Linked DNA regions of Homo sapiens: region 1 is linked to region 2. Evidence: read pairs that join two places in POLR2A ChIA-PET (ENCODE). Cell type or tissue: Panc1. All regions are shown on one strand.

Region 1 (4,000 bases), 100 kb before region 2:
TTAGACTAAATTAGAGAAAAGAAAATGTTATAAAGAAAATCATATGGAAGAGAAAATATATTTACTATTCATTAAATGGAAGTGGGTCATCAGAAAGGTCTTCATCCTTGTCATCTTCATGTTGAGTAGGTTGAGGAGAAGGAAGGGGAAGGGTTGGCTATACTTTCTCAAAGTGGCAGAGACAGAAGGAAATTTGCATATAAGTGGACCCATGCAGTTCAAACCCACGTTGTTCAACAGTCAACAGTATTTATAAATCATAACATCACTTTGTACTCCATAAGTATATACAAATGTAATTTGTCAATTTATAATTAAATGAATAAAATTTAAAAAATAAGACTACAAGGCTTATTTTCCACCTCATCCTGGTACCAAGAACAGTTGAGATTCTTGTGGGGACCTGGTCTGCTTCATCCTATGCCCTCCATGAACCGCAGAGCATGCAGAGTCCCGTTCTCATGCGGGTAAGAATCCTTAGAGATAAAAATGTTCTGGCTGGGTGCAGTGGCTTACGCCTGTAATCCCAGCACTTTGGGAGTCCAAAGCAGGTGGATCATAAAGTCAGCAGTTCAAGACCAGCCTGGCCAAGATGTTGAAACCCTGCCTCTACTAAAAATACAAAAATATTAGCCAGGTGTGGTGTCGGGTGCCTGTAATCCCAGGTACTCGGGAGGCTGAGGCAGAGAATTGCTTGAACCTGGGAAGCAGAGGTTGCAGTGAGCCGAGATGGTGCCACCGGCACTCTAGCCTGGGCAGCAGAGCAACACTTCATCTCAAAAAAAAAAAAAGTTCTTTACCCTCAGAAAATGAAAATTATGGTACGTGGTTTTTAGTTATTACTGAATACATTTTCTGTTTTCTCTTATACTTACCTTCCTTCTTTTATTCTTCTGCCACTTTATTCTATTTTATGTATCTATAAGTCACCTTCACCTTATTGTAATAAGGACCCATAAATAACTAACCCTCACACCAAATCCTTAAGGTAGGTGTCCTTGTTTCTACTTCACAGGTAAGAAAACTGAGACTGAAAATAAGTCAAGAAGGTGCCACTGAAACCATTGCTCTCTGATCCCAAAGTCCATTGCTCTCAGCACCCTTTCCTGTTACAGAAGAACCACTGTAAAATTCTTAGGAGCAATATTGCTTTCTAGAGACTGCAAGGAAATTAATAATGCAACGAATGTTATATATTGTAAACAATGTTTGTTTATAAGACTAAAGCTAAGTTACAAACCTGGTAACTAACTATATGTGACCAAAATCCAGGCATGACAGTTCACAGGCCAGTTGTTCATCCCCACCACAGCTTAATAGAGCTGCGCTGTCCTTCCTGGTGAGGTTTCCTCCAAGCCAAACATGCTTTGAGCTGGCTCAGATGCCCAGGGGCAGAAGCATGGGCTTCCTTCAGAGAAAGTAATGCTTCTGTGTCCAGAATTGGTTCCTTCCAGTTGATTTTAGTCTCACTGACTTCAAGAATGAACAGGCAGACCCTCATAGTGACTGTTATAGTTCTTAAAGATGGTGTCCAGAATTTGTTCCTTAAGATGTTCAGATGTGTCCAGAGTTTCTTCCTTCTGGTGGGTTCGTGGTCTTGCTTACTTCAGGAGTGAAGGCACAGACCGTTGCCGTGAGTGTTACAGCTTTTTTTTTTTTTTTTTTTGAGACAGAGCCTCGCTCTGTCACCCAGGCTGGAGTGCAGTGATGCAATCCCAGCTCACTGCAAGCTCCACCTCCCGGGTTCATGCCATTCTACTGCCTCAGCCTCCGAGTAGCTGGGACTACAGGCGCCTGCCACCACTCCTGGCTAATTTTTCTTATTTTTAGCAGAGACACGATTTCACCATGTTGGCCAGGATGGTCTGGATCTCCTGAACTTGTGATCCGCCCACCTCAGCCCCCCCAAAATGCAGGGATTACAGGCGTGAGCCACCACACCCGGCCAGTGTTACAGCTCTTAAAGGTGGCGTGTCTGGAGTTATTCATTCCTCCCGGTAGGATCGTGGTCTTGATGGGTTCATGGTCTCTGTGGCTTCATGAGTGAAGCTGCACACCTTGGCAGTATTACAGCTCACAAACATAGCACAGTTCCCAACACTAAGCAGAATCAAGATTTATTGTGAAGACCAAAAGAACACAGCTTCCACAAACTCGAAACAGACCCTACAGGGTTGCTGCAGTTGGGCCGGTGGCCAGCTTTTATTCCCTTATTTGGCCCCGCCCATATCCTGCTGATTGGTCCATTTTTACAGAGTGCTGATTGGTCCATTTTACAGAGTGCTGATTTGTCCATTTTTACAGAGTGCCGATTGGTGCATTTACAAAACTTAAGCTAGACACAGAGCACTGATTGGTGTGTTTATAATCCTTTAGCAAGACAGAAAAGTTCTCCAAGTCCCCACCCGACCCAGAAGACCAGCTGGCTTCACCTCTCACTTCCATGCTGCCAAGACCCCTAAGACTCCCAGAGCCTCCTTCCTCGGCTCCTCACTGCCCCTTCCCGCCCTACTCCATGCCTCCATGTTTTCCCCAGGACCCAAGGCCAGACTTCGCTCTGAGCTCCCTGACGCTTTGGGCTGAGGCCAGGCCCTGATATACCGGTACTGCAGGAAAAGAAAGGAAAAGAATCCAGAAGGCTCCTCCTGGGCTTGCACAAATTCCCCTCTGCTTGGTCTGAAGAGGCACGTACTAGGAGAGTGCACAGGTAACAGTGAAGCCCCCTTACCCAGTGACCCTTCCTCCTGGTTACCACATTCCCCAGTGGCGCCTGGTCTATGACAGCTGTGTCTCTGCCTCCACAGGGCTCAGGGCAGGTCCTGGGGCACTTCTCCCGCTGGCCCTGGATGAGTCAGCACCTCAGGCGCATGCAGTAGGTGCTCAAGACTCAGATCCCTCCTCTTGTCTAGGCCTCCAGTTGGCCCGGATTCTGGGGGCCCTAGGGGACCCCCTCCCTCCCCTTCTGGCTTTTGCTCACACACACTGGACCTGATAAAAGTTCCAGCATGATTTATCAAACACCCTGGCTCCTCCAGGCTGAGCCCCTGGGGGATTTTGAAAGGAAACAGGCTCCATGTGCTTCCAATCCACTCCACGCAGCTCATTGCGCTATTGTTCCGTCTAGCGGGGGATGTGCGGGACACCCTGGAACCGTTCGTGGCTCTGTTTAAAGATGTTTTTCTTAGAAGCAGGAAGTTACGTCCTGCCAAGAAGAAATGAAAATAAAGCCCCGAGGGTTCACTCGGGGTTCGCTGGGAGCCGCGCTGAGCTGTTGCAGCGTCTTGGCCCGGCCGAGGAGGAAGTTTAAAGGGGCCTCTGTCTAGAGCTCTGAAGGCAGGCAAGGCAGCCTGGCAGTGACCATCAGGCAAGTCAGAGACACACGCGAGCTCTCTGCCCCAGGGGCCCTAGGGTGGCCTCACAGGGCACAGCAGAGCCCTCCTTCTCGTGATCACGCTGCGGTCGGGTTGGCTGCTCCTTCCCATTCGTTCCTCTGAATCTCTGCAGAGGCCGGGGGCATGTGGGAAGGGCCCAGGAAAACCTCAGGTCCAAATCTTGGCTCCTTGTATGATAGACGTGTATCTTGCACAAAGTACTTCACCTCTCTGGGCAGCAGATGTCGTGCTGTGAACTCTGGGGCTGCTCTTCCCCCTGCCCCAGGCTTTCTTACATACTTCCTACTAACCCCCAGCCTCCGAGGACCAGGTTCAGACAAAACTGTCTATCAAAGTCATTCCCTGGGTGAGTGTGACTGAACAAAATCAACAGCCCAGCCCGGTAATGCCAAGAGGCTCCAGGCCTCCCACAGAGGGAGGGGCTCCTCCAAGGCTGTGGGTACAGGTGTTCTTCTGGGGTTCCCAGGGCAAGCCGGGAAGGAGTACTGCAGAGCCCCACGGAAGGATGCATGAGCACAATTGCTCTTTCTTGCCTCTGAGGAAACTTCTTGGCAGACAGTGTAGAATTCATTTCTACCTCTTTTCATTCATTCAACAAGTACTGAGAG
Region 2 (4,000 bases):
AGAGTTGGCAGTGGCCCCCGAGGTTCCTTGGAGACACACATGGGCACACACACGCATGCACACTCAGACACACACGGAGGAGGAAGGCAATCTGCTTCTCAGCCCATGCCAGAGGGCAGTCACACTGTGAGAGGAACTCCAAGATGGGTCACCAGGAGAATGTGACATGCGTCCCTCCAAAGACTGAAGGTGAGGGTACGTGGCTATGTCTGCTCTGCCCAAGCTGGCACAAGGGGAAGCAAAGGACAGTGAAGAGAGGGGAAGGACCTAGGGCATCTAGGCCCCAAATTACAGGCTGATGGTGGCACTACGAGTGGCCCCAGTGAAAGGCCTTCCCTCTGTCAAGAAAAGGACAATCTGGGTCCACAGTGGATTGGGCCTTCATCAGCCCCCAAAGCATCATTCAAAGAGAGCATCAGAAATTGCACCCAGAAGTCTGAAAAACCCCAAGCTGTATGACATCAGCCACTTTGTGGCCTTTTTTCCTAATCCTTTCTCCTTCCTGAGTCCAGCTTAAGAAGGATAATAAGCAGTTCCTGTTGAGTTGGGGGAAAAGAAGGGTGAGAACAGCTGAGTTTCTCTAGGCATCTCCTGCTGGAGGCTGGGGAAGCTTTCACTGGGATGAGAGCCCAGAGTCAGATTTACGCTGGTCCTGACTGTGCTGTGCGGTCCTGACAGTGCTGTGCGATCCTAGACTGACCGACTAGACTGAGCCACTGAAAATTTAGTGGGAGTTGCCCCAGATTTTATTGAACAGCAGGGAAGGAAAACCAGGAGAGCAGATTGGAAAGGGCAATAGTGAGAACTACAGAAGCGGTCCTCCACTTGGCCCCCGGTGAAGTCCCCTGGATCCTGTCCAGAAAGGTCCTCCTCACCAGCAATCAAAAAAACACAAATTAAGACAAAAATATGTTTCTCTCGATTCAGAGGGGCAAATATGCAACATGCCAATGTGGTCTCAGGATGGTGAGGAAATTGCTCATGCATCACTGAAGAGCCTGGGAGTGCAAAAACTCCCTCCAGAAGGCAAAATGCAGATTTGCTGAAACTAAACTTACACTTTACAAAAATCCCACTTCTAGGAATATGTTCTAAAACATCTCTTGTATGTGCATAAAGTTGAATATAGATTCATTGCCTCATTAGAAAAGTGCAAATTTAGAACAATCTACGTTTCCATCAATAAGGGTGGCTAAACAATCATATGAAGAAAGCTCTACATCACTGATCATTACAGAAATGCAAATCAAAACCACAATGAGATACCATCTCACACCAGTAAGAATGGCTATTAAAAACAAAAAAGAAAACAGATGCTGGCTAGGCTGTGGGGAAAAAGGAACGCTTATACACTGTTGGTGGGAGTATAAATTAGTTCAACCAATGTTGAAGATAATGTGACAATTCCTCAAAGACCTAAACAAAGAAATACCATTCAACCCAGCAATCTCATTACAGGGTGTATGCCCAGAGCAATATAAATAATTCTGTTATAAAGGCACATGCACATGTATGTTCATTGCAGCACTATCCACAATAGCAAAAACATGGAATCAATCCAAATGGCCATCAAATGGTAGACTGGATAAAGAAAATGTGGTACGTATATACCATGGAATACTCTGAAGCCATAAACAAGAAGGAGATCATGTCCTTTGCAGGGACATAGATGGAGCTGGAGGTCATTATCCTAAGCAAACTAATGCAGGAACAGAAAACCAAATACTGCATGTTCTCACTTATAAGTGGGAGGTAAATAATGAGAACACATGGACACATAGAAGGGAACAACACACACTGGGCCTGTCAGAGGGTCGGAGGGAAGAGGGAGAGGATCAAGAAAAATAACTAATGGATACTAGGCTTACCACAAGGGTAATGAAATGATCTGTACAACAAACCCCCATGACACATGTTTACCTATGCAACAAACCTGTACATTCTGCACTTGTACTCCTGAACTTAAAAGCTAAAAACACACACACACACAAACAAAACACGATGACTGCATACACACACAGAATAAGATGCAGCTGGTAAAAAGAATGGCTCTATCTTCTGATATAAAAAAGTCTCCAAGACACAGGAAGTGGCAAAAGCAAATCACAGAATTGTATCCAATGTATGACACTCCTTACATTAAAAAGCAAATATAGGCCGGCCACAGTGACTTACGCCTGTAATCCCAGCACTTTTGGGAGGGCGGATCATGAGGTCAGGAGATCAAGACCATCCTGGCTAACACGGTGAAACCCCGTCTCTACTAAAAAATACAAAAAATTAGCCCGGCGTGGTGGCGGGCCCCTGTAGTCCCAGCTACTTGGGAGGCTGAGGCAAGAGAATGGCGTGAACCCCGGAGGTGGAGCTTGAAGTGAGCGAAGATCATGCCACTGCACTCCAGCCTGGGTGACAGAGCAAGACTCCGTCTCAAACAAAACAAAAAAAAAAGCAAATATATATGTATGCGTGTGTGTATGTATTTATATATTCATACATATATAAATATGTAAAAAATAATTAGAGAATTCTCATCAAAATGTTGCCAGTGGTTACCTCTGGGAAGGTAGTGGTTACCTTTGGGAGGGTAGTGGGTACATGTGAGGAGAGGTTTTTTGTTTTTTTGTGTTTTTTGGAGACAGGGTCTCAGTCTGTCACCCAGGCTGGAGTGCAGTGGTGTGATCTCAGCTCACTGCAACCTCTGCCTCCTGGGTTCAAGTGATTCTCGTGCCTCAGCCGCCTGAGTAGCTGGGATTACAGGCATGTGCCACCATGCCCAGCTCATTTTTTTGTATTTTTAGTAGAGACAGGGTTTCACCATGTTAGCCAGGCAAGTCTTGAACTCCCAACCCCAAATGATCCACCTGCCTCAGTCTCCCAAAGTGCTGGGACCACAGGTGTGAGCCACCACACCCGCCTCACGTTTTTTATTGAGTAAACTTCACTGCTATATGAATCTTTTGTAATGACAATGTATTTATATATGTGTATGGTCAATGTTAATAAAGGTTAGAGAAGTTAAAAATGAAGAAAGAGTACTGTGGAGGATGGAGTGGATGAAGGGAAAAGCCAATCAGAGAAGCACCCTAGGGTGCTGTAGCAGTAGTCCAGGGGACACCTGTGGAGGCTGGAATTAGACATGGGCACGGGAGGAGAAGGGGGAGCAGGTGAGCATGGGCTTAAGAGGACAACTGGCACAGTTTGTTGACTGTGGACATGCGGGCTGAGAGGAAGAAAATAGATTAATGTGATGACTAATGTAGCTGATGACAACTGTCCCACACTTCGAGCAGGGGCCCAGGGCAAGGAGCAGGGTGGGGAAGGAAGCAGAGGTGAGAGTTCATATCCCAGGGGATACACTTCTGGCCCATCAGACAGTGGAGTGTGTGGGCACACACCTCAGGCGGCAGATCTTGGAGATTCCAATTTGTATTTCTGAACATGTAAGTGGCTTTGAGCATGATCAAGGTGAACAAGAATAGAAATATGGAAGGCACCAACAGATGATGGACAGATGAGGAAGGAGATGATAACTACAGCAAAAAGGCCAACCACAGGAGAGGCTGCCATTTGTTGAGCAAGTGAGATATGCTGTGTGCTGTCCCTTTATTTTATTCAATCATTATAATAATGGGAGGTGGGTTTTATCATGATTCCCATTTTATAAATGAGCAATTGGAAGCTTAGAATCACCAAATAATTTTCCCAACATAGCAAAGAATCCAGCTCTGGCTGACTCCACACTCACAGCAACTACACCACTTCGCTTCTGCCGAAGCAATCCTACTTGCACTCCTCCTTTTGGATTGCTGAGAAGCATCACTATCTAATTACCATAAAGCCCCCTCCTCTCCATGCCTGCTATCTTTGTCCTGGTTTGAGACCTCTTTATCCCTCCCATCCCTACCTTCAGTCTATCCTGCACAGGACTGACAAAGTCATCTTCCAGAATCACAAGCATGACTACATCAGTATTCTACTTAAAATCCTTCAGTAAGTATTC

What was found. ChIA-PET counts read pairs that join two places held together with the same protein. Peaks named below come from ENCODE experiments on the same cell type or tissue, not always from the same donor. Only the 100,000 strongest peaks of a DNase experiment are listed, where the experiment ranks them.
Region 1: POLR2A ChIA-PET joins it to region 2 with 10 read pairs; 4 of 35 experiments call an interaction of 5 or more read pairs at or near these places.

What each region holds. Positions count from the first base shown.
Region 1 is chr10:47,165,196-47,169,195 of GRCh38, reverse strand. No RefSeq gene overlaps it. Among named protein-coding and RNA genes, the nearest start is that of GDF10, 130 kb to the left of the region's middle. In Panc1, CTCF peaks have their summits at 3,434 and 3,637; no DNase peak of the experiment used is centred here; H3K4me3 peaks cover 814 bases; H3K27ac peaks cover 1,545 bases.
Region 2 is chr10:47,065,384-47,069,383 of GRCh38, reverse strand. No RefSeq gene overlaps it. Among named protein-coding and RNA genes, the nearest start is that of PTPN20, 160 kb to the right of the region's middle. In Panc1, no CTCF peak of the experiment used is centred here; no DNase peak of the experiment used is centred here.